Regions from separate parts of the Mus musculus genome. Here region 1 is linked to region 2. The links are chromatin loops, found by intact Hi-C in ENCODE. Cell type or tissue: heart. All regions are shown on one strand. Links, peaks and the distances in the headings refer to the core of each region. The heading gives the core; the rest is flanking DNA.

Region 1 (16,046 bases), core at 4,322-12,321, 130 kb before region 2:
TTGAGAAGTATTGGTATTAGGTCTTCTTTGAAGGTCTGATAGCACTCTGCACTAAACCCATTTGGTTCTGGGCTTTTTTTTGGTTGGGAGACTATTAATGACTATTTCTATTTCTTTAGGGGATATTGGACTGTTTTAACTGTTAATATCATCCTGATTTAACTTTCGTACTTGGTATCTGTCTAGAAAATTGTCCATTTCATCCAGGCTTCCCGTTTTGTTAAGTATAGGCTTTTGTAGTAGGATCTGATGATGCTTTGGATTTCCTCAAATTCTGTTGTTATGTTTCCCTTTCATTTCTACTTTTCTTAATTATGATACTGTCCCTGTGCCCTCTAGTTAGTCTTGCTAAGGGTTTAACTATCTTGTTGATTTTCTCAAAAAACCAGCTCCTGGTTTTGTTGATTCTTTGTATAGTTCTTTTTGTTTCTACTTGGTTGATTTCAGCCCTGAGTTTGATTATTTCCTGCCTTGTACTCCTCTTGGACATATTTGTTTCTTTTTGTTCTAGAGCTTCCAGATGTGCTGCCAAGCTGCTAGTGTATGCTCTCTCCAATTTCTTTTTGGAGTCACTCAGAGCTATGAGTTTTCCTCTTAGAACTGCTTTCATTGTGTCCCATAAGTTTAGTATATTATGGCTTCATTAAACTCTAAAAAGCCTTTAATTTCTTTCTTTATTTTCTCCTTGACCAAGTTAAGGAAGTTAAGTTGGGGAGAGTGTTGTTCAACTTCCATATGTATGTGGGCTTTCTATTATTTATGTTGTTATTGAAGATCAGCCTTAGTCCATGGTGATCTGATAGGATGCATGGGATTATTTTAATATTTATATATTTGTTGGGTCTTTATGTGGTTTAGGTATCAGAGTAATTGTGGCTTCATAGAATGAATTGGGTAGAGTACCTTCTGTCTCTATTTTCTGTTGAAGGCCTGTTTTGTGACCAATTACATGGTCAGTTTTGGAGAAGGTACCATGAGGTGCTGAGGACGCAGATGTAGCTGTCTCTTGTGAGACTATGCCGGGGCCCAGCAAACACAGAAGTGGATGCTCACAGTCAGCTAATGGATGGATCATAGGGCTCCCAATGGAGGAGCTAGAGAAAGTAGCCAAGGAGCTAAAGGGATCTGCAACCCTATAGGTGGAACAACATTATGAGCTAACCAGTACCCCGGAGCTCTTGACTCTAGCTGCATATATATCAAAAGATGGCCTAGTCGGCCATCACTGGAAAGAGAGGCCCATTGGACTTGCAAACTTTATATGCCCCAGTACAGGGGAATACCAGGGCCAAAAAGGGGGAGTGGGTGGGCAGGGGAGTGGGGGTGGGTGGATATGGGGGACTTTTGGTATAGCATTGGAAATGTAAATGAGTTAAATACCTAATAAAAAATGGAAAAAAAAAAAAAAAAAGAAGGTATATCCTTTTGTTTTGGTATAAAATGTTCTATAGATATCTGTTAAATCCATTTGTTTTACAATTTTTGTTAGTTTCACTGTGTCTGTTTAGTTTCTGTTTCCTGGATCTGTCCAATGAGGAAAGTGGGTTGTTGAAGTCTCCCAGTATTATTGTGTGAGTTGCACACATTAAACCTTTTAAAAGCCAATGTATTTTAAAGACTGCATTTAGGTTTTCTTTTTCTTTTTTCTTTTTCTTTTTTTTAACAGTCTCCAATTGTGATGGTTTGTATATGCTCAGCCAAGAGAGTGGCACAATTAGAAGGTGTGGCCCTGTTGGAATAGGTGTGTCATTGTGAGTCTGAAAACTGCCAGGACCCGGCTCAGTTGTCCCCCCTCAATCTGTAGGAAATTAGGGGTTTCAGCAGGTGGGCATGGAGTTGTCCAGAAATAACAAATGGACACAGAAAAAGGGAGTGCTGTATCTGGATGTAATTTTTCACAAAGAGAACACCAGTCTTATATAACTCAGAAAATAAAGGAGTACTGTGTCACAGCAGGCAAGGTGCATTGGATCATCTGACACAAAACAGAGGAATGCCTTCAAAGGGCTGACAGGAACCAGTTAATGTTTACAGTAAAGATAAAACAGCCCTGCCTAGAATCAGCTAATGTCAGGTAAGGATTTTACACCCTAGTCACAATTTATGCTACTCCTTTGAGCCTTGTGAAAGCTAGCACCAGGGGGTTCTGCTCTAGCGGACCTTATCATGAATAATGCAATACCACAACTCCCCTTTTTCCTAGGCCTTGGTAAATACTTGCATATGAAAGTAACTTGGCTGTTCTTTTAAGTATCTGTAGGGAATCTCCATTTGTCAGAAGAATTCACCAACTTTCTTCTAATATACAATATAGTCTACTATACCTGAATGTAATGAAGATTCTAGGTATACTTTTGCTAAGCCTGCCCTGAGACTTCTAACTCTTATCCAGTAAAATACTGTAAGAAAGCATGCAAGACCCTCCACAATATCGCAGGAACAAATCTGGGACATTCTAGCTATAGGAATGCCAAGGTTACAGGAGGCTAAGTTTCCGTGAAACTCTTTGCCTCAGGACTGCTTCCAGGCTTTTAGACCTGCCAAGCGAGTCATTACTGGAGTGGATGTAGCAGGAAATGAATATTCTAGCATCCTTCAGATTAAGATGTAGAAGTCTCAGCTCCTCCTGAGCCATGCCTGCCTGGATGCCTGCCTTAATGATAATGACCTGAACCACTTGAACCTGTAAGGTAGTCCCAATTAAATGTTGTTCTTTTAAGAGTTGCTTGGTCACGGTGTCTGTTCACAGCAGTAAAAACCTAACTAAGACATTAGTTTAAAAGTGATTATATTGTGTAAAGTCTTAGTGGTTTAACCATTGGTATTTATGATCCTGAGAGTACAATGAAATACTCTTGCTTTATTGAGCAAGGAAATGCTCTGAATTGTCTGGACATGTATGTATACTTTATGGATTAGTGAATATGTCTAGAGATACTGGTGCGATTTAGAAAAAAACAAGATTGATTCACTCACTGAGGGTTGGGTAAAACATTTTATATAAAGTACTTAGTTTGTTAAGGACTCAGTTTTGAGAGGGATAGATATGAAATGATTGTGTTTCTGTGATAATAATTCTCTCAATTGCTCAATAGTGCTTGTCTTTTAGGTAGTTGTTACAGACTCATTATACAATCTAACATTGTAGTTTAGGACCATTACATTTATGTTGGAGTATCTTTTACATGATTTAGGTGTCTATCTCAAAGCGAATCTCTCTAGGGTCTCACAGAAAATATTCTCTCTCTCTCTCTCTCTTTCTCTCTCTGTGTGTGTGTGTCTATGTGCTTGTGTGTATATGTTAGAGGGTCATGAAGTAAAAGATAATTTGATTTTCAGGTCTTTCTTCTAGGTAACAACAGCTCTTCCTGGCCATCTGGACAGGGTGGGCATGGAAGGAAGGGAAGCCCCAAGCAGATCTATGTTTGGCTTAATGATACTGATAAAGCCTATTTAGTCACCCTGGTGGGCCTTTGCTCTACTCATCTGGTGTTTATTTCGCCTCTTGGTTTTCTATTTTGGTGGTCCTAGCAGAGCCAAGGCTGCATCTTCCATGGCCTCCACAAATAACTGTGTAGATCAACTTCCATTTTTATCCTTCCCAGAACTGGAAGATTTGCAGAGATAGAAAAAAAATAATAATCACAAAACAATGATGGCCCCTCCTCAGGAATTCATGTGGTCTCTCCCCAATTCCTTTGGCCCTTCTCAGTACAGCACAAGGCAGGGAGGTAAAGCAATCTAGACACTAATTACCTTCCCCTTTTTGCAGCATATCTTCTCTCCTTGAGCTATTCTGTGGCTCTACAGCTACTTCTTCACTAGCCCCCTCAGGGTGTCCTTGGCTTCTAGCAGGGTCTCTCGCCCTCTAACTTCACACCCCAAATGGTGCTCAAGGAAAGTCCCAGTTGTTTTTTCACACTGCTTAAAAGGTTTGAAAATTTATAGATACACAAATACATCACACACACACACACACACACACACACACACACACACACACACACACACACACACATGCACACACTCTCTGTCCATGACTGAAGGTGGAGTGAAAGCCTGCAATAGAACTGTCAGGTCCAGGCCTTCTCTAGGACAGATGGTGGGACACACAAACAGACTCATGTCGGCTTCTTGAATCTCTGCCTCCTCCAGTTTCTATGCCCTCTCCAATTCTTCTACATTTAGGGGTATAAATACTTGCTCTTCTTTCATTCCTCTCTCCCTACATCTATCTACCTGAATGACTACTTTTTAATTTAAGCTGGAGAATCAGTGCCTTTCATCTTTGCTGTGGATAATACCTAACAGCCATTCTCAGTCTTAGGAGAATATCAGTATTACCTAGAGAGCTTTCAAAATATAAATTAAATTAGATTATCTGGAATATGAGCACAGGGGCAGAAATGACACAAAGCCCCTCATTTGGTCCTTATGTTCAGCACACTGGGAGCCAATACCAACGGGCCAGGAGGATGAGAACAAACACATCAGTGAATACCACAAAATGGAGAAAGCTAGGCACTACCAGACTAAGAAACTTACCTTAGCTGTACAGCTGGCAGTTTTCAGAGTGGGTACACCAAAGCTTGAGTTCTGCACCTAGCTAGGATCATGAAGAAGAGCAACAGTTTTTGTTTTGTTTGCTAGTCCTTTCCAGTCTTTCATCTTATTTTTATTCCCTGCCCACATCTCATGAGCACCTTCAGCACTGTGCATTATGGAAGGCCTAGAGCTGCTTCAGGCCAGCTCACCTTCCCTTGGCTATAGATGCTATCCACTATACCATCACCTCTTCAGAAGGAGTCTCACAGAGAGGGCAAGAATTCATTGACTCAATCTCATGTCTGTGTGTTGTGTTCCAGGTATGGCCACTAAAAAGACTTGTTTGCTTAAACTTTCAAGAAGAATTCCATGATTGCAAGTGAAAAGGAGAAGGAAGGATTACGTCTTAGGCATTGCCTGGAATCACATTCTCTCAGCTAAGCCACAGCATGGCTGTGCTTTGGTTTGAAGATAAAACTCAATGGTTATGAGCACTGCATGGTGGCTCACAAACATCTGTAATAGGATCTGATGCCCTTTTCTGGTGTGAGTCTAAAGACAGCAACACTGTACTCATATTCATAAAATAAATAAATCTTTTTTAAAAAACCCAGAAGTTCATGTGTTTGAACTCTTAGTCTCTAGCTAATATTGCTGATTTGAGAGGACACACAAGCTCACACTGCAGGAAAGGAATGAGGAAGGGAGGTCTTGTGGAGTACAGCCAAGCCACATCTGTCTGTCTGTCTGTCTGTCTGTCTTTCTCCTTTCCTCATTCTCCCTCTCCTCCAGTCCCTCTCTTCCTTTCTGTTTTCTTCCCTCCCCTCCCTTCTCTATATCTCCTTTCCTCCTTCCCCTCTCCCATCCTTCCTTCTCTGTCTTTGTTTTCCTTCCTCCCTCCTTCTGTCTTTTTCTTCCTCTTTCCCCCTCTCTCTTCCTCTTTCTCCCTCCTTCCACCCAGTCCCTCTCCTCTCTTCCTGGTCTGCTGAAGTGTAAGCAAGCAACCTCAAGCTTTCCTGATGCAGCCATATACACAACCACTGCCATACTGTCTCTGCCACCACCTACTGTGACCCCTCATACCTTGAGACAAAATTGGGCTCTTCTCCCCTAAGTTGCTTCATGTCTGGTATCTGACTACAGTGACAGTAAAAAGTAACGGCTATTTACCTAGCTACTTTGTCATCCTTCAAGATTTAGAGGACATGAAACACATTTCCTCACCAGGGTCTGACTTGAGGGGTCTTTGGTGGTGAACGCAGGTTCTGCCTTTGCCTCGCACAGCTCTCAGTGCCTTCACTGCTTCATGAAGGATCTGTTTATCCTTCCTTTTCAATAGGTCATGAACCCCTTGAAAGGGAGAATTGTGCCCTTCACTTATAGCCTTGGAATCTAGCCAAATCCCTGTTGCAAGGAATGAATGTCCAAGTCTTATGATTATTTAAAAAAAAATGGTCAAAATGTTAAAGGGGCAGTAGCTTAAAGTTTTAGCAATCAGAAATGAGCCAGATGAAAGTAGGTGGCCTAAGATGAAAAGTCAGGAGCTATTTTTAGCTTTTAACAGCTGGGAGTCAACTGTTGTGACTTGGTGTTTAATTTCTAGGATTAAGACGACCAGAAAACCTGAATAGACTCTAAAAGTGATTTCATCATCCAGTAGCCACTTTGTACCTGCCTGGTAACTTTCACTAAAAGTCATTATAGGGTAAATGTCATGAAATTGATTACATACCTATGAGATCTTCAACACAAAACTGAGAAAAACAAACAGACAAACCACCCAACCCAAACCACTGGCATGCTCGTGTGCATGCCACAAAACCACCAGTATTCTTTCTTTCAAGGGAAAGGACACCCATTTTTGTATTTTATCCTGTAACTTTGAGAGTAACTTGGGTGTGGTAAAAATACGACTTTTTGATTGATTAATCACTATCTTTCCTGAGTGTAAATCTACTTGAGGCTCTTTGGCAGAAATTACAGGAGATTTAATATAATAAACACCTTCAATCTCACCAGACTCCCCCATCTATTTTATAGAGAAAGAGAATGACACCCTTTCACGCAAAATTGCAAATTATGTAACACCAAGCATAAGAAAATGCTAGACTGTTTCATGAAGTTTGTGAGACGCTGAGGAAAAGGAAGTACGTAGAGACTGGTGGGGGTGACGTGTGAGCGCCCATTCATACTGTTAGCTTTCCAGTTACACCAGCAGACAAGCCTTGACACAGGACTGAAGTTTTAGTCTTCTCTGAAAAGGACTCCTACACCAATCTAGTGACACAGCCTACAGGCTCGGGATAACAAGACACATGTCCTATTAATGTGTCTTAGGCTCCATGTTCCTTTGTCACTTTTCACTCGGATTTGCTTGTAACACCAAACTCAGTTTTTCTTCTGCCTGTTGGAGTAAACAAAAATCTCAAAATATTGCAGCCCCTACCCCCCACGCCAGCACTGCCCAGTTTCGTTTCAAACTAGATTCATGCCCAACACCCTAAGTGCAATATAGTGTGATGAACTTTATAGAAGAAGTATACACATTACATAACCTTAATAAACTGTGTTTTTGTCCGAGCACTGTATGCTCAATGTTAAATGAGCCAATTACATTAAGTAAGGGTTCTATAAATGGGCATATAACAAAGTTATATAATGGTCAGTTGACAAAAAGAATATGGTACTGGGGCGCCCAGGAACCTAACCTGACTGTCTCCACCAGGACCAATGGCTCAGCATTGTACCCCTGCGCTCCCTACCTCCTTCCTGCCAAGGCATTTGTGTCTTGTGGGCTTCTGGGCTATGGTGTTGGTTGTCTGCGCGTTTGTGTGCTGGAGGGGAAGCCTCCCACTGGGTGCGCAGAGCGGCCGGCAGGTGGCGCCCGACCTGGCGTTCTCGGTTGCGCTGTGTAGCCTAGGTGGATTGGAAGGGGCGGAGGTAACCAGCAGCGGCCAGTGGTGGCCGCCGCCAGTACCCCGCCCCCTCCACGAATGCTCGCGACACGCGCGCCGGGAGAGGGCACGGGCGGCGGGGCTAGCTGTCTTCCGAGCTCGGGAATCGCTACCATCTGCTGCTCTGCGAGGAGTCCGCGTGTTCTCCGCGGTGCTCAGCTCCAAACCGGCCACCATGGAGGCGCAGGCACAAGGTGGGTGGTCGCCGGTCGCCCCCGAGGTCTGGTCCTCAGATGTACAGAGAGACTATTTTCCTTCAGTACCTAACTTTACTCCGGGACAGACAGGGACATCCTACGCAGACGGAACTCTGCGCCTACGCGCGCCTTCGGGATCCTTTGCTTGACTCAGATTTTGCGGTGGGGCTGGGGACCAGGGAAGGGCTGAGGACTGAAAACAGAGTAGCGGGTCTGCAGGGATTGTGTCCTTGTCTGCACTATCCCTTCCAGCAGTCAGTGGGCCATACTTCCTCGTCCTGGAAGGTGTTCAAAGGACCTGTTGTTCAGGCTCCGGATGTCTGCGCTGTTCTTCCCGGGGAGGCGTGGGGAGAGCCGGATCTTCTGGACTCCGGCCTTGGGGCTCACCTCTTGCAGTTCACAAATGCGGGCGGGGGTGACGCGGACCCGAGAGGTGGTGGTTTTGTGGAGACTCAGTGTCCCTGCTATTCGAGGGCTGCAGCGTGGGAGGATTGGCCTTCAAAGGCAAGAGAGCTTCACATTTCCCCCCAACCCCCAACCCCGCCCCCGACATCCAGATTGATAACCCTATCCCAGTTTTTCGTGTTCTTAGAAGAGTCGCTTTCCCACCCCACCCCACCTCACCCCCCACCCCAGCCGCACCCAGTGCCTGCCTTAATTGAGGGTTGGTCACCTGCTCTCCGTGCTCAGGGTGTTCGCTGGAGGAATCCAGAGAACTCTAGGATCATTCAAAATAAGAGTAAAGGGATCTTAGAAAGGATCAGAGATTGCCTTTATTATTATTATTATTATTATTATTATTATTATTATTATTATTATTATACCTAAGTTCACTGTAGCTGACTTCAGACACACCAGAAGAAGGTGTCAGATCTCATTATGGATGGTTGTGAGCCACCATGTGGTTGCTGGGATTTGAACTCAGGACCTTCGGAAGAGCAGTCAGTTTAGAGCAGGCCCTTTACCTGCCGAGCCATCTCATCAGCCCAGAGATGGTCTTATGTGGAGTGAGGGACAGGGAGGACGAAAGCTCTCGGAAATTCACTTTGGAAGCAGCACTCAGAAGGAATGGTTTGCATTAATGCCATCATGACCACCTTTCCTCGCACTGAGGAATTTTGTGGTGCCCTTTTAAATACATAATGCTTTTTTTTTTCTTCAAATGAAGTAAAGAGATTCACGACCTCATGCATTCTAAGGGCAAAAGCAGCTCGAATGAGGGCAGTTTGGGCAGTGTATAGGACTAGAGCCACTCAGTTGGTTTGCTGCCAGGATCACAATAGTCTGAACAGCATGAACCGTACTCCTCTTTGGTCGTATCAGCCAAGGTCCCGCCTGGAAGCTGCAGCTTAATAGGAAAGGAGTGTGCAATTAACTAAGCAGTTCCAGACCCTGGAGTTAGGCTCAACCCCAAAACCCAAAATGGTGAACAAGTCCAGATAGATGTGTGGGCAGTGTGCGGGTCAGTGGATGCAGGGTCACTCAAAGAAGCATTAGGAAGGAGTAAGAGGGATTCTGCAAAAACCCTTCTGGACTAAGAAAAGTTCATTGAGGCAGGCCACATGGTCAAACATGCGTTGGGGGTGAGAGGGAGTCTGTGGAGGATGAGGAGACTGCCCAGATCCTGAAGATGAGGAGTGTGTGTGGCTAAACTGATAGAGCAGAGTTCTTTGAGAAAATCTACATGTAACAAAAGCTTACAGATGGCCCTCAGGGGAAGTTCCTGCTGACCTTCAGCAAGCAGAGAGCCTTGGTTGCTGGTCAGATTCGAAAGTCGAGGTCCAGCAGGTGCCTTTGTGTCTGAACTGAAGCAGATACTGACAATACTGGAGTTTTCTGACCTGACTTTCAGACTAGATGCAGTTATTTCTAAGTATTGATAGAGAATTGACACCAGGACCCTTAAAAAGACACCAAAGTCTCTGCTGGAGAGAGAGCTCAGTGCTTAAGAGCCTGTACTGCGCTTGCAAAGTTTGGTCTTCTACACAACTGCCAGTAATTCCAGCTCTAGTGGATTGGATGTCCTCTTCTGGTCTCTTTGGGTAACACACACACACACACACACACACACACACCACTTACTTGAAAAAATATATCAAAATCCAAGGATCTCAAGTGTGTTGTATATCTGCCTAGGACCTCTTATACATATCCAGCACACTTTCAATAGTTTTTGGATCATTTATTAAACTGTCATGCAAATAATTATATTGTATTTTTAAAGAAAATAATGACAATAGAGAAAAGTCGGTACACATTCAGATAGGTTTTTTTCAAGTATTATTTATCTGTACTTAATTATGTCCAAGTTTGAAGACCCCCATGGATATGGAGTTAAGTGGACTGGGCTGATCCCATAGCTGTCATTTTGGAACCCCTGGGGCCTGAGCCTGAGAATACTTGAAAGCTATCCACATAATTCTATTATCCACTGAGGTAGGAAAAGAATTATAATAGCTAAAAAGCACCCACCTGAATTCTAAAGGCTCCTGAAGACTAAGAGCCCGTGTAACTAGTTTGCTTTATCTTTGAGCAAATATTTGAGTGCTTTTGTCTTCTAGACAGAGCATTAGGAACAGCGAAACCAGGCTTGATTTCTATTTCATGAAATGCACAGCAGAGGATGAGATGGTTTTATTAATGTGGCACTTACTTCATACACTGAGATGTAAAACCACCACATGTTACTGACAGGAGAGTGAGCTGCATACGCCAATGAGAGAATCATAGACTTCAGGGCCAGTTATCAATAGTCAAAGTAGCTTAGTCTGTTTATTTTCTCCCTGTCTCTACTCTCAATGCTTTATATGTATTGATTGACATCACGGTAGCGCCCGAGGAGGTAAGTTGAGCTGTCTTTTCCATTTTGCAGAGGAGATGAGACAGAAGCTAGATTATAGATAAACAGACATTGAGTAACTAAGTTGGTACTGCGAGCACCCATCCCACTCAGACCCTGGAAAGATAAAACTCTTAACCGGAAAGATAAAAGTCTTAACTGCCTCTCCAGCCGCCCTGCATCACTCTCCCCTTGCCCTCACAGCTGGATGGAACTGGATTGAACCCTAAATGGGCATTTGCTCTTAGATTCTAAAATAGTCCTGTGATGTCCAAGGTGTAAGCTTCTACCTGTGGTTTACTTGACAGTTTTCTGAGCTGGAAATGGTTCTCTACCTCCTCTCTTTGTGCCTCTAAATCTAAAGGGAACCAAATGTGTACAAGATTAGACCTGCATCTGGTTACTAGAGGCCCCTTGTTGCACTAAGGGGCGTAGATATGGGTTATCCAAGTAGCTCAGAAGTGCAGAAGCAGGTCTTTGAAAGGCCTCCCGAAAGTGAAATTCTCCACACGCATTCTTTTGCTTTGTGAAAATACTAAATTATTTCCAGCAAAACAAGAAGACACCCTAAGGAGTTTGGCAGGATGGGGACAGGGGGATTATGAGTGGGTGAGTTTGTGAAAAGGGGCTCTTGAACAGCACTGTGGAGTTTTCAACCCACAGGAGGCCAGCACTGCTAGCTGCTTTTCATTGGCCCAGAGAAGTTGTCCTTCACATGTTCCTGGTGAAGGGGTTTCAACCTTACAATAGTGTGAAAGAGATGGGCATTCAGTACTGTATCACAAGCTTAATTTTTATCTCAGACTTGTGATTCAGTATAGTATTTATTATGGTCTTGTTATGAATTATCTCCCTGTAGTCTTGTATATGGAATGCTTCATTTCTCTATAGTGATTGCAATCATTTGAGAGGTGGTTCAGTCATGAGGACTGGGCCCTTATCAAAGTGTTAATCTGTGGATGGTTTCATAATTTGATGACAGTACTGGGAGTTGGTGGGAAGTGGGACCCAGATAAGGACATGGGTCCTTGAGACTTTTCCATTGAATGGGATCCTGCTCTGTTTACTGCTTGCAATGAAGGAAGCAACTGTGTCCCACAGGAGCTCTAACTGTGGTTAGAGCTGAAATTGCTGAAACTGTCCATTACAGCCCAACAGCAACAGAGTAAGCTGGCCATGGGCCAAAGTTATGGAAACCACAAACCTGAATAATATTTTCATGCAACAAGTTGTTTCCTCAAGTATTTTGTCATAGAAAGGAGTGCTAACTGGCCCAAAGTATTTTGATGCTAGATTATGGCAGCCAGCTACAGTTTCTAGTCAACCACTTGGTGATATATGAAACAGATGAGCAATGACCTAGCTACAGTGAGCAATGGTGCTAAGCTCTGCTGTTTAATAGTTTAAATTGCTTCAGACTCTTCTCATGCTATAGCATTTTCAGTTTATGAAATATGCAGCAGCCATTTAAAAATGAAAGTTCCTGATCCCAGTCAACTGTTTCTTGATGTTTTTTTCCTCGTAATTAAAATAACCTCATTGTTATGTTTCTCAGGGTGTTTTATGTTTGCTTTTATCTTTTGTTATTTACTGTTGTTTTTTATTTGTTTGTTTTGGGTGTTTTTGTTTTTGCTAAAAGGAAAACCTTGCTGTTGTTTAACCTTTGCATATCAAATTACTAGTGGCTTTAGCTTCCTATGGCTTACAAATTGCTGCAAACATTGCAGCTGAAACAATACAATTCTATAGACCAGAGAGACATAGTGACTGAGTCAACAGGGCATGTCTATGAATCCATGCTGAACCTCTACTGGCTTCAGGTGTCCGAAGAAGTCTTGTCTGGTAGAGGTACCGATCTCTGCTTCTGAGGACGCAGGTGCAGCATGTCCCCCATTCTAACTTATAAAAATTTGCACTGGCATTAAGGGCTCACCTGGCTAAACCTGGCTAAATTACACAGCTCAAGAGCCTCAAATTAGCCACATTTGTAATGATAACTTTTTCATATTCATTAATATTTGCAGGTTTTTGAGTTTAGAATTATTCAGTCTACTACAGTATTGCCATTTTTCAGTTGACCACTTAGCCCAGGAGAATGCTAAAAGTCCATGAATGACATGAAATAATAAATACTGGATTATTCCTACCTGTTTCCAAATCCTATTAAGACAACAGTGTCTTATTGACTTACTCAAGACTCTTGTGCCAGGAAGGACTTACAACAACAGTTTATATGGATATAGATAAAACACAATGGGTCAGTATAAATTAGAAACGAATGAAAGGAAATAAAGAAGGATATGAACAGAAAATGAGGGCAGGAATGATGATGATATGTGACATATACACAGTTGTATAGTTTTTACTTTTCAGAAAGTGAGTAAAAACTTTTTTATAGCATTCATTTATTTTATGTGTGTGTGAGTGCATGTATCAGAGGACAGCTTTCAGGAGCTGGTTCACTCCTTTGACCATGTGATCTCCAGGGGCTGAATTCAAGTCATGAGACTTGCTGGCAAGTACCTTTATCCATTAGTCAATGATCTAGTTCCCCAATGAGTGAGGATTTGCTTTGTAAACAACTGTGCCATTTTATTATAGAGTAATTTCTTCCTTCCCTGCTAAATAACAAAAGGCTTCTATATGATTAGATTACATTAGGAGAAATTTAACTTTTTATTCAAAAATTTCATTTCATTTCAGGCAATAAAATTGTAAGTTTAGATCAATGGAATTTAACTGTTAAATTTTGTAAATAAATTTATTTATTTACTGTTGGGGGATGCATATATTGTACAGTATGCCTGTGGAGGTCAGAAGACAATCTCTGGGAATTGGTACTCCTACTATGTAGATTCTAGACATCCAACTCAGTTTACCAGGCCTGGTAGCAAGTACTTTTACTGCTAAACCATCTCATATATGTATATGGTCATATTGCATATTCTTGTTGAAATTCAAGAACATGATAATACAGATCCTGTAGACAGATGCAACCCATCTTAAATTGTTCTCCATAACATTTACTTAGTTTCTTAATATTCTGAATAAACAGACTTACAAATTTCTTCCAAAAAACCCCTATAAACAGAGAGTCCATTTTGGCAGATAAGCTAAACATTCTATAGCAGCTAATGATAATAAGCATTTCAGAAAATATTGATTTGGTTATGAGAAGCTTGACCAGATCCTGTCTAATAGAGATGCGAATGCTCGCAGCCAACCATCAGACTGAGCACAGGGACCCCAATGGAGGAGTTAGGGATAGGACTGAGGAGCTGCAGGGGCCTTATCTGGCATCAATGGGAGTGGAGGCCCTTGGTCCTGTGAAGGCTTGATGCCCCAGTGTAGAGGAATGCTAGGGCAGTGAGGTGGGGGCAGGTGGGTAGGTGGGAGAGCACCCTCATAGAAGCAGGGTAAGGGCTGTATGGGAGAGGGGGTTTGCAGAGGGGAAACTGGGAAAGAGGATAACATTTGAAATGTAAACAAATAAAATATCCAATTTTAAGAAATAAAGTAGAAACTTGCTCTTTTGAACAGAAAAAAACTATTAATTTGGTTAAATAAATATTCCATAAAATATGTATTGATTGTGCTAGTAATAATACATATGGCAAACCCTTGGCTCCAGTAGGCATTGGGGCATCTGTAGTTGTTATGATCCTGGAATCAAGGAAACCTGTCCAAATTTTAATTCTACCACCCTAACCTTAAAATTCAGCTGATTCTGGTGACGTACTGGTTTCTCTGGGCCTCAGTTTCTTCACATGTGGACTAAATATAATAGGTCTAATGTGCTAGGGACCTGAGGAAGCTTCAGTGAGTTAACTTATGCGAGGCGTTTGAATGGTGCTCTGTACGTGGTAAGCACTGTGTAAATGTTTTTTGTGGCCTCCCTCCCATGCCAAGACCTGCCTGTGCATTCAGTATCTTATGGAAATGTGTAGTAGCACTGTAAGGTAGGGATATTTAGTTTTAACTCATTTGCATACAGGAAAACTGAGGTCAGAAATGAAGTAAAAAAGACAAAATTAACTCCAGTTCTGCTGAACATGCGCTTTCCTGGGGCACTCCACTGTCTCTCAGTATGGATTCAAGCACGCTCCAAAGCTTATAGAAATGAGAGGTAGCAGAGTTAAGAATTCATCACCATGAGTAATAGTTCATAGAGCAAAAAGATGGCTTATTTCCATCCCAATGGAATTTTTAGAACTAATTCACACTGAAGCTAATAATATTTTAGACTTGTTATGCCCAGTTCTGCAATGTACACGCTGAAGATGAGCCATTGTGTTATTAAAAAGTTGTAGAAAATATTTAATCTCAATCTGAGGCTTCTATCCTGTCTTTGATCATTCAGTTCCTGGATAAAAGATACACAACTTTTATTATTTACAATAAGCCTTAATTAGCACTAATGCTGGACAGATATCTACCCACTATGCTATTAGAATCTGCTTTCTTAACAATAACCCCGAGTTTTACTTACTATGGCTAATCTGGGCTGCTCTTAACTCTTAACTGGATAACCCTCTTTGGCCATGCTTTCTTGACTCCTAACCCATGTTATCTTCTCTTTCCACCTTCTTTTTTTCCTCATGGTCTACTCTGAACTCAAGGCCTGTAACAAGAAGCCTATCTCAATTCTGCCCAGCAATAGGCTGTAGACATCTTTATTCACCAATCACAAATAACTTGGAAGCAAGGTTACATAGCATCACTTGAGTCTATGTGGCAGACTCATCTCTGGAGCAACTTGGGTCTTGGGGGCCTGCATTTAGTATTAAAATATATAGCAACAGACCAAATCTCAACAAAAAGCATATTCAACTTACAAGGATGGTAATACTGCTTTCATTTTCTAGGTAAGGATATAGAATTACAGGATGGTTACTTAACTGTCCTCATCTCAGGAAACTTTTGAAGTGTTGGAGTGTGCCAATGTGGATGGAGAAATTTCACAGGGCCCTACTTCTAGCTGAAGAAATACAGGAAATACAGGAAATCAATGGATGCTGAGAGGCTGAGAATCAGTTCTCCTCTAAGGATGAGCACTCAGTGGAATGTGTGTATATATATATATATATATATATATATATATATATACATATATATATATATATATATAAAATGCAAAAATTTTGAAAGGCTGTGAAAGACAGACAGGAAAGGAGTGGGAATGGGGAGATGTACAAATGGTTTAGATACAGTCACAATGTATGAAATTCTCAAAATATTTTTGAATTTAAATAAAAAATGTCAGAGCCTGGATTTGAAATGAGCTTGAGTCTGTACCCGAAGGTTTAGTTACTTTCTGAACCATCCCCTCATGTTGGCATGCAGAACAGTCAGCCAGCGCACCAAATTGCAATAGTGAACTCACTTTGTAGTCCGTACACTCAGAGCTTTTGAAGGGCAGAAGTTAATTGCACTATTCGTTCTGTATCTGTTTAGGGCCTAGGTCATAGAATCTAAAGGTAATTTGGTATCCCTGAGACCTCTGAGAATATT
Region 2 (16,046 bases), core at 4,950-12,949:
AGGGATGTTCTTGTAACCCAATGGTGGCCACTCTGGGGCCTTCCCAGGATGTGTCTGTCCAGCAGAGTCTTCCCTCACTCATAAGTACTTCTAAGTTCTACGTGGTATCTGCAGTCCAGCCTCTTCCTTCCCTTTGACCATTCTACCGCTCACCAAAACGTCACATCTTTTAAAGGGCAACTGGCTTCCAAATACCCTTAAATTCTTTCACCATTTCACCCTGTCTACCTCTTACTCTATTCTGGTGGTAACCAGAGGCTAAACTCTTTGAAAAGAATAAGCTGTTAAACATAAACTTCAATAAGAGCAAGGTCTCATATAAAAGAAGACAATGAATTAGAGAAGAGGAATGGGTATTTGTGTGCATATTTATAAAACAATGGAAAGAAAAATGTCCTGTAGCAACTGCATCTAGAGCAAGCAGAACTTGACAGTACCAGCAATGTGCTCTTATGGGTGGAGGCACCATCCTGAGTGGCTTGCTCAGTCACGTAATTATAGGATCACATCACCCTGAGTGGCAGGAATTGTATTTTATACTTTCATTCTTCTTGTTTCTTCATTGTAAATCTTCGCAATGAACTTGAGAAAATAATTTTTATATATTGTCTCCATAAGCAGTGTGTTTTACCATACTATTCCAGCAATACATTATTTCTTGTTTTATTTTTCAGAAGTCCTCAAAAGACATTTGAGTATAGGTATATTGAAGCCCAATCTACTTGGAGTACATGCTTAAACACTTTGCTTTGAACAGGAATTATTTGTCTGCCTCTTCTTAGCTCACTGGCCCAGCACTGAACATAGCAGAACAAAATGTAGCCCTTGACTCCCTCATGCAAGATACTTTATTTTTATGAGCACATCCCAAAGCCTGAATTAGCATTTCAGAGACCACACCATCCAAATACTGACCTATTAAAAAGCTTCTTACTGATAAAAATTATTATGCTCTTGGAAAATCCTGCCCAGTCAGGCAAGAAATTTCTGGGCAAATGATGCTTCAGGTTAATATTATGCATGTCTCTCCTGAGGGCAAGGAGCCTTCATTTAATTATCTTAATGCATGTCTCAGAGAGCCAAATCTTGTGCATAAACACCATCTGTAAAAGGATTCCCAACCTTCCTGTTCTTGAACCTAGACCAGCGGCCTGGAGAGGTAATGACTTGCCAGCTCTCTCTAGACCCTGGGTTTCTCAGCCAAGAACTTGATGTTCTCTAAGAGGCTTGCTTCGGTCTTCTGCCTATTCCTCTGTAAATCAGCAGGAGTAGGCGGCAGCAAGGATGATGGGGGCCAGAAAGGGTTTTTCCTACCCAGAATGTGATACTCCAGAAGAGAGCAGCAAGCACCATGGACGTTCGGAACCTTGTGCTCCTCCCCCAGGCGACACTAAGCAGGACCCATCCTGTCAGGAGTCATTATGTTCCTCCACCTCTGGCAGCTGTGCTACCTTTACTATGTCTACAATTCCTCTTGAGAAGGGCCTGGCATGCTCTCTGTGGAGAAAACCCTCATGCCCTTCCAGAGTGACAGTGTATCTCCTTTCCTGGCACATTTCCCCATGTCAGCTCCTCTGTCCACAGCAATCTTCAGCATGATTTTTCACTTTAATGTCTGTATTTATACAGACATGAAACCAATGTCCTCCACCAAGCTTCACCAACCAGGCCTTTCTTCTCCATCCTCTTACTCTAGATCACACTTCATTACCCATCATCCTCTGGTTCAAGTGCCAATTCCTCTCTGTAACTGAGAATTGCAGCAGATTGCTTTCTTTCTGTATGAATTCTGTCAAGCAAACTAAGGTTTTTTTTTTTTTTTTTTTTTTTTTTTTCACAACAGTCCAGACCTATACTGAGAAATATTTCCTTCTCTCATGATGCACAAGCTATAGTTTGAACCTGTCCTTTGGGAGGAAGATGGACAGACGACCCAGTCTTATAACATTTCCAAGGTAGTTTAGCGTGGTTTGAACCTAAATTAGTTCCAGTTCTGTATGGCATCTTCTTTCTTCTTTGGGACTTTAGCTCTAGTCTCCACCAGCTTTGAAAATAGCTTCTTAAACCTACCTTCTGTATTAAGCCATCTTGATAAGAGCTTCCTTACTAAATGACTTAAGACCAACTTCACAGGCTCATGAGTCGAGTCGTTTGCAGTAAGCGATTCCACCCCTTCTTCGCTGTAAGGATGAAAGAGTCAGAGGTGGAGGAGGAAGGGATTAAGGGAGCCTTCTTCCTGTGTTTTTCTGCATCTGCCTCAAAAATGTCTCTTTCCAGCCCTGGCCTCAGAGTTTGTAGCTTCCACTGACCCTAATTTAGTATCTTATGAAAGCTTTTTATTTCTGTGAAAGCAATTTTTTTTTAACTTTTTAAAGTTCTAGCCTCTACAGGGCTAACTTAAAATTTTACTAAACAGTAATTGTAATAATGAATATATTTGTGATCTAGAGAATTTCTCTCCCAATAGATTACCTGTGATGGGGAAGATAATTTCCACACATTGAGTTAAGTCCCAGCTATTTCTTCTATTCTAACGAAAGCCATGCCGTTTATCTATACATACTAAGAAGACTGAAGCCTGTCTACTGTCATATGACCCTGAACATGCCCCATTTTGTCTGATTTTAGAACAGAGGCCGGCCTGGCTAGTATTTGGATGGGAGACTGCCTGGGAATACCAGGTGCTATAGGCTTAAAAGCCAGGTGGTGGTGGTGCACACCTTTAATCTGAACACTTGGGAGGCAGAGACAGGAGAGTCTCTGACTTGAAGGCCAGCCTGGTCTACAGAGTGAGTTTGAGGACAGCTGGGGCTACACAGAGAAAGCCTGTCTGTCCTAAAGAAGCAAAAGAAAGAGAGAAAAGAAAATAGAAAACCAATATGACCATCTGTTCCTGAGTCAAACACAGGGGGAACAGGCATATAGTCCTATTCTTACACTAAACAATGGGGGGGGGGGTAGGAGGGGGATAAGCCAAAACCAATTCTGTGGTAAAGAAACCCTTGCTTAGAGAAGACCGTTAACTTTCTAAAAACACTCAGTATGGACAACCTACTGCAAGACTTTCTTGAAAACCTCTCGTCATTAGTCCCACAAAGTCTAAGCTATTAAGTACTAAACTCTATACATACTCAGCTAGTTGTCTACTAACTCTATACAAACTAAACTAGATGTCTACAAAGTATACATACACAGCTAGTTGTCTTCAAACTCCATACAGATTCAGCTAGTTGTCTACAAACTCTATACAGACTCAGCTCTATACAGACTCAGCTAGTTGACTGTCATAAGTTGAGCTCCATCTGAACACTTAGGCCCTAAATCTCAACAGACATCCTCTCCAATCTCCCCCTTCTGAGACTGGCTAGGTAGTGTCCTCCTATACTGCAACAGGGCTAGTGAATGGATTTGCTTAGGGGACAGGTCCTCCGTGAGGTCTTTTACAGAGTCGATAAACAGCACTGACCTCTTCTCTCCTGTGTTTCTCTTCTTTAGGGATGTTATCTGCGGGTGCTATGTCCCCAACGATGCATTCTGCCATATCGTGAACCAGGGCTAGGCGTATACATCTGACCAGGCAAGAAATGTTGAATAATTACACAAAATCACATTCACTATAAGTATCCTTTCTACACTATCTTTTTAAATGTATGTTAACAAACTACCATTGTCTTCAGACACACCATCTGATCCCATTACAGACGGTTGTGAACCACCATGTGGGTGCTGGAAATTCAACGCAGACCTGGGGAAGAGCAGTCAGTACTCTTAATTACTGAGCTAATCTCTCCAGCCCTCTATACTATTTTTAAGCTTAATAATATATTTTTCTTTCTCTCCCCCATAGACTATTTTAATACGATACTTTCTAAACTAATTATACTCTACCAACCTATATTAGTACTGAATCAGAATTGCTTATAAATACTTAACACAATACTATCTATCTGTATGGTCTAACAGAGTATAGGATAAACTGACTTTTAAAAAAAATGGCTGATTTTACAAATGCTCATTTTAGGAGGTTCCACAAAGTCAGGAGATGTTTTACTTACACAAAATTTAGAACTCCAATGTCCTATTGCCAAAACAGTCAATATATATGGTAATGGATGCAGCTGAACTGACAGGGTTTTGAATTTGTATGGTAAGGCTACTGACCTTACAGCTTGTAGTGTACTGGCCTACCATGCACAAGGTCCTGAGTGTGATGCCCAGAATCACTAACAGGGGATAGAGGGAAGTACTTCATAGGGGAGACATGAAAATTACATTAAATAATGTTCTCATTCCATACTGATCATTTAACTCATGGCTATGAGAATAATCATCAGAATGGCAGGTGCAAATAATGAGGCAGGTGCCCCAGAATGGCTGGCATTTTTCAGTCTTAATACTCAACAAAGGGTCTCAAAGCCTCCTAGGTTTCCCACCTCCATTTTTTTTTTTTCTGGTCCAGGTCAAAATCTCTAACCAACTTCATTCATATCTCCAATTGACTTTTCATTTTTGTCTTGTGGTTTTTGTTTCTAAGTTCCCTAAGTTCTACTCTATCTGCAGAGCAACAGGACTTGCTGGGCTCCCCAAAAACATCCCTGTAGTCAACCTTACTTCCTTTTATTCCCCAAAGTACTCCATTACCTTCTCACCACCAGGATTTTGTTTCTGGACACTCTATATGCAAAGCCTTTCCCTACTTCTTAACCTATGTCACTTAGCTCAGATGCCATCTAACCCGTGAAGACCAACCAAGAACATGAGATCTTCCCTGCTACTGGAACAACTGGCTAATTTCCTACCCTAACTTATTTTGTAATTTTTATTGAAGCCACATCAGTCCTGTGCAATTCATTTGCTGTCTTCTTTGTAAACTCTTGTCTTGTGATTATCAAGCATTAAAAAGAACAAAAACAAAAACTTGCTGATGATCTAAAGAGATGCTAACTCTTTATAGCTCCTATGTAGTTATTGCCACACTAGTTCAACAATATGGCCTCAGAAATGGCTATCATTATTCATAAAAGCAGATAGTTCAAAGCCAAGTAAATACTAATTAATGCAAAGATACAATTCACACATATTCACCCTTTAAGGCCCTAACTTCTCACTTGTTTCCCCTGAGACCAACGCAGAATGTAACAGAAAACTTACTATAGTTTACAACTGAAGTCATCCTCACACAGAGTCCAGAAACCTTCATAAGCATCAATGTTCAAATAACTTACCTATCCTTGTTAAGACGGTCATCTCTGGTCACCATGGCCATAACTGCCATCCGGTACATGTGATCTGACACGCTTTCTGGCTTTTCGACATTTCTGTATACCCAGCCAGTCCGTGGAACTCTCTAATAAATAAGATAAGGAATTAAACAAAACACTATCCCTGGGAACAACAACAAAAAATGACAGGTGCTCTTCAAGAAAATGCCAGAGAATGGCCACAGAGCCACATGTCAGCTGAGTCGTGGTTTCAAACCTATTTTTTTAAAAATGTTTCATTTAAACTAATCATATCGATAAAAATCTGAAATCTCACTAGTGAGTGGACAATTCACAAATATACAAAAATGTTCAAAAGTATACAAAAGTCCAATAGTCTTTACTCTGTGCTAGTGAAGTATAACTATGGGATAATACACAAAAAGTTTTTAGACATAAAAGCAAAACTGGTGGTACGCCTGGTGGTACACGCCTGGAATCTAAGAACTCAACAGGTGAAGACCCAAGTTCCAGGCTGCCAGCCTGTGCTGTTCATCTGTGGTGTAGTTAGGAAAAATGCAAAGCAAAGCCCCAGTATTATTCCTAACTATGAGAGTAGTAGGTTTGTGCCGTCCAAAAACTCATTTCATACAATAATAGAATATTTTGTACATGCAACATGTGACAGACTCTCCAATTCTAACTCAGATGGCTTGGAGGAGTTTCCATGGCAGTCAAGCCTTTCACTACTTCTCAACCTGTGTAAGTCTGCATTTTCTCTGGGAGTTCTATGCATCTAACGAATTTCACAAATAGTCGCAGTGTTACAGAACAGCTCATCTTGGAACAAAGGGGGCTCTGCACAAGCTCTGCCAAGCAAGGGCTGGTGCACGCTGAAACCGATTTACTGAAACCAACAGTTCCGGAAGTCACGGTGATAGAGGAAGGTTTCCACAGCCTACGTGCAGGGGTTTCGGCTCCTGCCTTCCGCTGCCGCTCCGCAGCATCGCCATGGCCTGGGTTGTGGCCGCGCTGGGCATGGAGCGTGCACGAGTCCCCGGTCCAGCCTCGGCTGCGTACCCGCCAGCAACGCCGGGCTGAGCGAGGGAGGTTGCGTGAGGTCGGTGCCTGAGCTGGGCCGCACCGCCTCCCGGCCAAGCCGATCCCACCCGCTCACCTTGAGCTGCCCAACTAGACGCAGAAAACGCAACAGCCCGGCTCCAGAGCCGGACGAGGCCAAAGCCATGCTGAAGTGCATAAGAGCTGGGCGGTGTCAACCTCAAGCCCCTCCCCATTCCCCTTCAGCTCCTCCCCGCCCTCCTTCAGCTCCTCCCCGCCCTCCTTCAGCTCCTCCCCGCCCTTCTTCAGCTCCTCCCCGCCCTCCTTCAGCTCCTCCCCGCCCTCCTTCAGCTCCTCCCCGCCCTCCTTCAGCTCCTCCCCACCCTTTGGCTCCTCCTCACAGCCCCACTTCCTCCTTTGGTAGAGCACTTTCTCTGTACTAAGGTCTGTGCTCAGACTTTGGATGGTCTCTGCCCAAGTAACCATCAACTTTCACAGGAATCGCAGCTTGACGCTAAGGGCAGAAAGGCCTAAGGAGGATGAAGCTGGATAATGCCTGCAAACCTTGCTTCTTAGAAGCCCAGTGTCTGATTGGCAGGAAGAGCTAGCTATAAGAAGCTTCGCTTAACCAGTTTAACAAAGGCACTGGGCAAGCCTGTGAAGGGAGGCAATGCTTGGCAGACATACCAGGAAACTTTGGAGGAAGCAGGAAATGGGCTAGTAAGAGGAAGCCCATGGTGAAACCACAAGCATCCATTCTGCCAGGAAACTGATCAGGATCTTCCAGGACTACCTGACTAGTTTCCATTGACAATTTGATGGTACAAACTTTTAAATGCAGTTAATGGATATGGACAAATTCAAGCAGAGGGAGTCGAGGATATGAATAAGATTCAAGAAGAAAGAGAAATAAAAAGGAATTCCAATTTTATTTGTAACAAAGTAGGTTTATTTATTTACAGGGCCCTAAAAGGTGATGGTTCTAATGAACCATTGTCTGTTCTCGTTTCTCACTACTTGATATACCTACCACCTCTTCCATATGAGCCCGAATACTATACCGGGAACTATACTAGAAAATGTATAGTCATCATAGCATAATGTTGGTATAGAATGTTGCTCAGTAGATTCTACAGAACCCTGAGGCAGCATCCATGAGCAGCATCCAGGATTCTAAAGTCAGCTCTACAGAAGAAATGAAAAGTTGGCAGTATAGTGTAGCTGTGCATGAGGTCCCAAGTGCTCTCCAGCACTGAAGTAGCATCCATGAGCAGCATCCAGGATTCTAAAGTCAGCTCTACAGAAGAAATGAAAAGTTGGCAGTGTAGTGTAGCTGTGCATGAGGTCCCAAGTGCTCTCCAGCACTGAAGTAGGTGAGTGGTTTGTGTTATCTATAAAGCACAAGCTTCAAATGCCAGCACCACCAGGCTGCCTTGCTATGCTAAGGTCCTAGGTGTAGAAAGCCCTATTCCTGGTTTTATATATAGTCCCTATCTGCTTTCTCCCTATAAATCATACTGTTAGTCACTCTAATCAGAGTGTTTGAATCAGGTGTTATCGCAGTAAAAATGCCTGTGAAAGTGGCTTTTTAGAGTATAAAACTTTCTGGAAATCATAAATAGGACTTTATGGAAGTAGAATATCTTAAATAGCACCTTGCTCACCACCCTAGTTTGACAGTGTGAACTTGGGAGAGTAGGGGCTCTTTAGTCAGAGCATCCAGCAATTTGTACTCTGAGGGTTAAGAAGATTCAAATGAGTAAAGTATTTGATGACAAAGACAAGCCATATGTGACAAGAAAATGTTTTTTTTCATAGATGCACATGAAGAATATCAGCTGAAATAACTCACTCCTATCCATTATACTTGGGAGGAGTACAAAAAACACAATCCAAGAACGATTCTGGGGTTTCAAGAAGCTGTGGTCATAAGACTCTTGCCTTGTTTTCTTGGAGTTTTCTCACAAGCACTCAAGATTCCCCTTGCTCAACTCCATTCTTAGACTGTGGTCTGACAGCACCCATCACTCACATCAAGATTTAGCAGTGAAAGAACATTCTTCTTAGAATAGGAGCAGAGGAAACACCTAGAGACCTCATGAGTGACAGATGTCTTGAAACACTGGTGTTACTTAAAGATCTCTTGCAAAGGAACACAGTGGTTCTCGGGGATGTAAGAAGTGTGTGTTGCCTCGGGTGTGTAGTGAGGCTTTTTGAGAGGCCGGCAGAGTTGTAGGCAGTTTTTAGGTGAGTTACTGACCCTAGAGGAGACAAGCAGCATAGCATGGAGAGAACTCTGACCTGGACCTAAGCTCCAGCTTTCCACGTCAGGGGAATCTTGGGCAGGAGAAACCTCTGAAAAACTACTGACTTGTCCCTTTAAATGTTGACCATTTAGTTGATGTTTGCATACCACAGAAATTTAATAACTACTCAAGTCAATATTCAATGTATTCACTTGATTCTACAATTTATTCCAAAGACTAGTACTAGGGATTTATCAGTGAAAGTCTGATCCTTTATCTTTGCTCTCTTAAAACCTATTTTTTAGGCACATGGTGGTACATGCCTTTAATCCTAGCACTCAGGGCCAGAGGCAAACAACTATCTGAGTTTAGGTCCAGTTGGTACTATGACAGCCTTTTCTGAGTGAGTTATTGGACAGTCGGAACTACACAGAAAACCTCTGTCTCAAAAAACAAAAACAAAAACCCTAACTAAAAGTTTAATCTCCATTCTTAATTTGACTAGATTGAGAAACATGCAATGGTTTCATAAAGCACACCTCTAAGTGTATCCATGAAGGCATTTCTGAGAGGATTAAAGCACAGTAGTTCTGTCTTAATGAGTGAATTCATCCCTTGAAGGTTTTATATTATTATTATTTATAGTATTATTGGCTAAAGTAGAAGATGGGATAGCTAGAGGAAGTGGATGGCTGGGGTGTGCACCATGGGCCATATCTTCCTTTGGTTAATGTAATAATCAGCTTTAATTGTCAAGGTGACACAATCTAGAATCACATGAGACAAGAGTATCAATGAGAGATTGTGTAGATTAGGTTGGCCTGTGGGAGTGTCTGTGAGGGATTGTCTTAATGATGAGTGATGACCCAGCTGGAGAATGGGAGGTACTATTCCTTGCATTTGGATAGTCAGCAGAGCAACACACATGTGCACAAGGACTCATTTCTCTCTTCTCTCGACTGTGGATGTGTAGATGTGATGTGACTTGCTGCTTTTATGTACTGTAGCCTGGAATGTGACCTAAAATAAGCCCTTTCTCCCTGTGTTGCCTCTTGTCAAGGTATTTTATCATGGAATCAGAAGAGATGCTAGGACAGCCTTTCCTGTGCTTCCTGTCTGATACAATGTTCTGGTCCACCACCCTTACCTACCATGATGGGATGGGTTGAACCCTCTGAAACCTTGAGGGAAAAAATATTCCCTCAATAGGTTGTTTTTCTCCAGTATTTGGAAACAGTGACACAGAAGCCTGATGAATACGAAGAGAGAAAACACAAACTCTTGCCACACGGGGCTTAGATTACAGTTGGGAGAAAGATAGTTACAAGTGAGCAGAATGTCCCAATACGTCAGATGGTGTGATAGGACTATGATTGTCAGTTTGATTGGATTTTAAAAGCACATATGGAATTAAGGAAGCATACTTCTGCATGTGTCTCTAAAGGAATTTCTAGACAAGTTTGGCTTAGGAAACAAACTTGTCTAAATATGGATGGCACCATCCAATAGGTGAGAGACCTTCATTGTATAGGGGTGGGGCACAGAAATACAAAACGTGTAGGTATAGAGTCTCTCTCTCTCTCTCTCTCTCTCTCTTCTTCCTTTCCTCTCCTCCCTCTCTCATTTTCTTCCACCTTTCCTCCCTCACCCCTCTCTGTCTCCCTCCCTTCTTCATTCCCTCTATTTTCTGATACTGGGGCCACATTGCTCTGCTATACCTTTTCCACCATGGTGAATTAGAAACACTTTCAGTGTGAGCTAAATAAACCTTGCCTTCCTTAAATTGTGTATTAGTCACTTTGGACAATGGCAAGAAAGCTGACTAACACAGATGGTAAGGAATGATCAAGGAGGAAACAGAGTAAAATAGCTAAAGTATGAATTATAAATTATCATTTATAATTACTCTGATATTATAATTTATAAGTACTATGATAAATTCTCATTCTAAAGTGATACTGAAATAGTATTGTTGTGGGGTCCACTTAAATCAAACATAAATTCGACACTAGGTCAATGCAGATGACAAAAGTCTATTGTAATCATGCTGCTACTGATTATCAGGTCTGCAGCATATTTAAAGACTGAAACCATAAAGTGAGGTGGAACAGGATGGGTTATAGCACTGTCCAATTATATTTTGACGTAAGGGGTTTGGTAAGGGCATTTTCACCAGGTTTCTGAGTCTGGGAACAAGAACTTCATTTGATTCTGCAAGGAAGATAAAGAAGTTGCCCTTGAAATGTCTGGATTCAGACAACTGTCTCCTTACAAGTTGTCCCTGAGATGTATGGATTCAGACAACTCTTTGCTTAAAACAGAAGCTGTTCAGCTATAGGGAAGGTCCCAGTTCCCTTAGAGCCTGAAATCTTTAATTTAGTTTCTCCCTATGATTAATTGGAGACTGCAAATGAAATTGTAGTACTTAGAATAAGTTTATTTTGCTTATTTCCAATATCCATGTAAACACCTGGGTCAGGGTTTGGGATTTGAAGGTAAGACTAAAGGATTTATGACACAAGACATATGGGTATAAAAGAAAAGGAGGAATAAGGATGATTCTAAAATGTTTTGCTTGGTAGCTACAAGAACAGAATAGCTTTTTGCTGAGTTGGGGAATGAATCAGCAAGCATAGCTTGTGGGGTGGATGGAAACTAGACATTTACTTTTGTTGCAGGTGAGGTTCTAACACAGGTGACTTTGAAAGTCAAGGGAGAGGTAAGAGCCAGAATAAAGATCAAATATACAAAAATACAAACCATGTGTGATAGTTTGTATATCCTTGGACCAGGGAGTGGCACCATTTGAAGGTGTGGCCTTGTTGGAATAGGTGTGACCTGGTTGGAATGGGTGTGTCACTGTGGGTGTGGGTATAAGATCCTCACCCTAGTTGCCTGGAAGTCAGTCTTCCACTAGCAGCCTTTGGATGAAGACATAGAACTCTCAGCTCCTCCTGTGCCATGCCTGCCTGGATACTGCCATGCTCTCACCTTGATGATAATGGACTGAACCTCTGAACCTGTAAGCCAGCCCCAATTAAATGTTGTTTTTTATAAGACTTGCCTTGGTCATGGTGTCTGTTCACAGCAGTAAAACCCTAACTAAGACAGCATGGCACATCAATAAAACCATAAAACTAGATGAGACCTTTTGATGGTTGAGGAGATATCCAATAACTGAGTCATGGAGCAGCCCAATATTTAGACCTTTGGAGACCAAGGGAGTATACAGTGAAGTAGAAAGAGAATTCAAAGACAACCGGGTGCCAGAATATTTCAAATAAGAAGAAATCAACTAAGGACAGGAAGGTGATCAACCAAATCAATGTTGTATCAGATAAAAATCCAGATTTAACTGCCAGATTTCATGTGTTCCATCAACTTTGACAAGAGCAAGCTTTCAGTATGGTAGAACAGCAAGCAGACACCCTAATGAGTTGGGTCTGGAGATAACAGCAGTGAGTAGCACAACTCATTCAAAGTGAAGTGGGCATGTGAGTACTAGGAGAAAGGAATGGCTTTGAAGAAAGATGATTTTTTGTGTGTGTTCATTTACTGATGGGAGTGACTAAGGAAATATGGGAAATGATTATAGGGTCAGAGGAGTGCTTAATGTTTGGCAGTAGCAAGAAAAGTGTTATGAGGAGTCTACCAGAGATGACCACTCAGACACAGTTTATAGTCAATTGGAAGTCTTAGTTGAGCTGTCTGGGACTATACCTACACATTCTGGGACCTGTGTGTGTCCAGACCACAGGGTATTTGAAGGCAAAAGCACATGCTGGCATATGGATAAGCAGTTGGGGGGGGGGTGAGGTTTGCAGGGGGGGGGGATGCAGAAACAGGCAGTTTAACAGAAGCTAATATAAGCAGTTAGCTGGAGGGGGTTCTGCTCAAACAACAGTGCACTAGATGAAAGGCTGGCCTTCAGGGGGGAGGAATTTGCCCACAATACAGGAGAAGGCACAGGGGGTAATGGCTAATTGGTGGCAGATGTGGTCATGGGACATTGCAACTGTCAGCTTCCAACTACTTCCATTTTCTTACCTAAGTAGACAGGCCAGTTTAAGGCAAGATGAGCTATAATAGGAGGGTGTAACCTCATCTCCTGTAACAGCACATCAAACGTTTATCTCTCTCCTGCTAGCCTGCTTCCTCTTCTCTCTTTTCTTTTCTCTTTTCTGTGGCTTTTATCTAACACTTATATTATGTTAATTGGGTTCCCAAAATTGCATAAGAATCTACATGTAAGATGCTGAGGGTCCCTGCCCCCAGTTGGTTTTGATTAGTAAATAAAGTTGCTGGAGACAGAGGTGGGACTTTAGAATTTGAGGGCAAGGGGACAAGGGGAGGAAGAAGAATTTAGAATCACCATGCCAGGAAAGGAAAAAAACCAGACCTGAGAAGTACAGGGCAGAGAGACAGCCAACATGTAAGAGCCACAAAAGAGTAGCCCCAAGGAGCCCTAACTGGGTCTAGAGCAAGCAGGATGAAATATAGATTTTAGTAAGTGATGAGCTGGGAATATCAGAGAGTGTGGTAGCTACATGGAGGTTTGGGTTTGGGAGTGGCCCAGACATTGAGCTGTTTAAGGCATATTGAGATATAAGACTCTCTCTCTCTCTTTCTCTCTCTCTCTCTCTCTCTCTCTCCCTCTCTCTCTCTCCCCCTCCCTCCCTCCCTCCCTCCCTCCCTCCCTCCCTCCCCCCCACTCTCTCTCTTTGTGTGTGTGTGTGTTTCATTTTTATTCAGGAACCCAGAACATTGGGATGGGTATCAAGGAACTTGGTCCTCTGCTGTCACTGCTGCCACTGCCACTGCCACAATTTGAGTATGATTCCTTGGGATTTATTGCCTACTGCAACACTATTTTGCATGGGGGTGCATGTCCATGCAATATACACATTAGAATATGATCTCAACTCAAGGACTCTGTGTTTCCCTTCTCTCTTGACAACACTCAGGGGTAGAAGTACACCTGGGTCTTTAAACCTGCTCTTTAGACCACTATATGACTTTTCTCACTCACGATTGGTGAGACTAATTTCCAAAAGGTCCTGTGAAATACAATTTTCCCACAGGCAGGAAGTAAAAAACCTTGTGCAAGGAGGTATAGAAGGATTAAGGGGAAAGAAGGTATGAAATAGTTGGTTTGGAGAGTGTTACTGTAGTGAGATTAAATATGATTAAGAATCAAGTGAGTCCCCAGGGGAATGTGATTAGGAGGTGAGGAGCCATCACCTCCTACTATGGCTTATAGTCATAGCAAAAGGAAGAATCAGAGGCAGAGAGTCATTGGGTCTGCTGGAGAGAAAGGCAAATGAAAGTTGAGGTGAACAAAGATTAGGGTTTTTGATTTGCAGGATATAGGAAGAGCAGTCTGGAGATGGGTGATATGAAACAATGGGGTTGCAAGCTGTATGCTGAGACCACGATGAACCTTGTAATGCTCCTTCCTAGCAGCCGTGTTCTCTTCTGCATACAGAGATTTGATTTCCTTTGATCCTTTCTTTATTCGCACAGCCTTGACCTAGACTTCATGGAAATTGTACCTGTTATGGTTTGGATCAGAAATATGCCCTGAAGGCTCACAAAGTCATTAGCCGATGGCACTTCTGGGAGTCTGAAAGGAGAAGGCCCTCATTAGAGGGATTATCTCCTTGAACTTAGGCGTATGCTTGGGGAGTTGGGAATAAAGTGAAATTCTGTCGAAACTTTGTTGCCTTTGAAGATTTTCCTGTTGCTTATGTGAAGATTCAGGCAAGAGGCTGAATAGAAATAGATCACTCTGAGAAAATTATCCCAGAAAACCTTTATTGAATATAAGTTAGGATCTTAGAAAAGAGTGAAGACCAGGGTCTTTCTTGTCTTCCAAGATATTAGAGAGAGAGATTGCTCCTGTGAGCTAGATCTTTCTAGATAAAAGAAATTATATCTGGTTGTATTTGTTAGTTTTGCCTTTGCTGTGACACAGTGTCCATCAATGACAACTTAAAGAGTTTGTTTCGCTTAGGGTTTGAGGGCCCAACCCCTCATGCCAGGGAAGGCAGAGTGACAGGATTGTAAACTGGTCTCACACAGTGGAAGCAGAGGGCATTAAAGGCTGTCACTCAGCCACATTTAAGGTGGGTCTTCTGGCCTCCATTAACCCAAACCAGATACTTCCTCACAAACACTCCCCTGAGTCTTGTCCTGTCAAGATAATTATTAAAGTCAACCATAATGCAGTTATATATCAGTTGTCCTTACCCTAGAGTGATTTTTGTCCCATGAAGGCAATGTTTGAAGACATCCTTGTTTTTTGACAAAGTGGGATCCAGTGCAGAGAAACACCTCCCACAACAAGAATTACTAGGCACAACATACCAAGAGTGCTGAGATGAAGAAACTGCGTCCTGTGTATTCAAAAAGTAAGTTCATGAATTTGCATCTTTTATACGGTTGATGAGATACTCAGAAGAAAACTGATGTCCTATGTATATTTGAAACAAACAAAGAAATAAACAAATTTTGTGTGACAATTCCCTTTGAAGTAGCATGGAAAGGCTCTTGTCCCTGACAGAGACTCTGGGAAGATGAAGAGAGTTACAAGAACACTTTGATCATTTATGCAACTAGGTTAGAGAAACACAACTCAGATAAAGAAGACAGACGTAGTATAGTGAAACCTAGGAAGGAAGGACCATTACAAAGGCAGTGTTTGTTCAAGGGAGAGAGATCAAAGAGATGAGGCTTCTGTTTTCCCACTTTCTTGCTTGTGGTAAAGCACTGCAATTCAGTATAAGAACTCAAAGGATGCATACATCTCCCTCATGACTCCAGCCATTAATGAAAGACCAAGGCCAGGAGTGGCTAGGCAAGCATGTAGCTCAGTTGGCAGAGTGCTTGTCTGGCACCCAGAGAGCCCTGGGTTTGATAGCACAGGTAAGGTAGCACACACCTATAACACTGCACTCAGGAGGCAGAGTTAAAGTCATCCTCCACTGCATAATGAGCTTCAGGCTAGCCTGTGCAACATAAGATGCTGTTTCAGAAAAGAAAGTGTCAAGGCTGGCAGTTTGCTGAAAGTAGAAGCCAGGGAACAAAGTGTAGGTGGAAGACACAGAGGTAATGGTGAGAACACTGCCTTCATTCCTTGAACTGAGCAAGGGGCAGCTGGGCCTTGTTTTAGGGTTTCTATTGCTATGGTGAAACACAATGACCAAAGAGCAAATTGGCACTAGGCACTGGTGGCACATGCCTTTAATCCCAGCTCTTGGGAGGCAGAGGCAGGTGGATTTCTGAATTTGAGGCCAGCCTGGTCTACAGAGAGAGTTCCTGGACAGCCAGGGCTACACAGAGAAACCCTGTCTTGGAAAACAAAACCAAAACCAAAACCAAAACAGAAAACCAAAAACCAAACCAAAACAAAAAATAAACCCAAACAAAGCAAAACGAATAAACAAACAACAAAGAGCAAACTGGGGAGAAAAGGGATTATTCAGCTCACACTTTCAGATCATCGTCCACTCTGGGAAGAAGTCAGGAGAAAATTCAGTCA

What was found. A loop is a pair of places that touch in the nucleus more often than their neighbours do. Peaks named below come from ENCODE experiments on the same cell type or tissue, not always from the same donor. Only the 100,000 strongest peaks of a DNase experiment are listed, where the experiment ranks them.
Region 1: a loop joins it to region 2, with 3 times the contacts of the local background. A loop is called at or near these places in 14 of 42 quality-filtered maps.

Annotation. Positions count from the first base shown.
Region 1 is chr10:31,437,359-31,453,404 of GRCm38, reverse strand. It overlaps Tpd52l1 (tumor protein D52-like 1), which reads left to right and starts at 7,447. Exons shown (of 8, transcript NM_001359364.1): 1 at 7,447-7,693. The coding sequence starts at 7,675. It overlaps Gm51764 (a long non-coding RNA gene), which reads right to left and starts at 4,593. Exons shown (of 3, transcript XR_003948861.1): 1 at 4,546-4,593. In heart, for the core only: a CTCF peak has its summit at 7,413 (motif pointing right); a DNase peak (open chromatin) is centred at 7,424; H3K4me3 peaks cover 1,251 bases; H3K27ac peaks cover 1,003 bases.
Region 2 is chr10:31,303,816-31,319,861 of GRCm38, reverse strand. It overlaps Hddc2 (HD domain containing 2), which reads right to left and starts at 6,457. Exons shown (of 6, transcript NM_027168.2): 1 at 6,379-6,457; 2 at 5,226-5,347; 3 at 3,467-3,569. The coding sequence starts at 6,447. In heart, for the core only: a CTCF peak has its summit at 8,540; DNase peaks (open chromatin) are centred at 6,351 and 6,841; H3K4me3 peaks cover 1,590 bases; H3K27ac peaks cover 1,298 bases.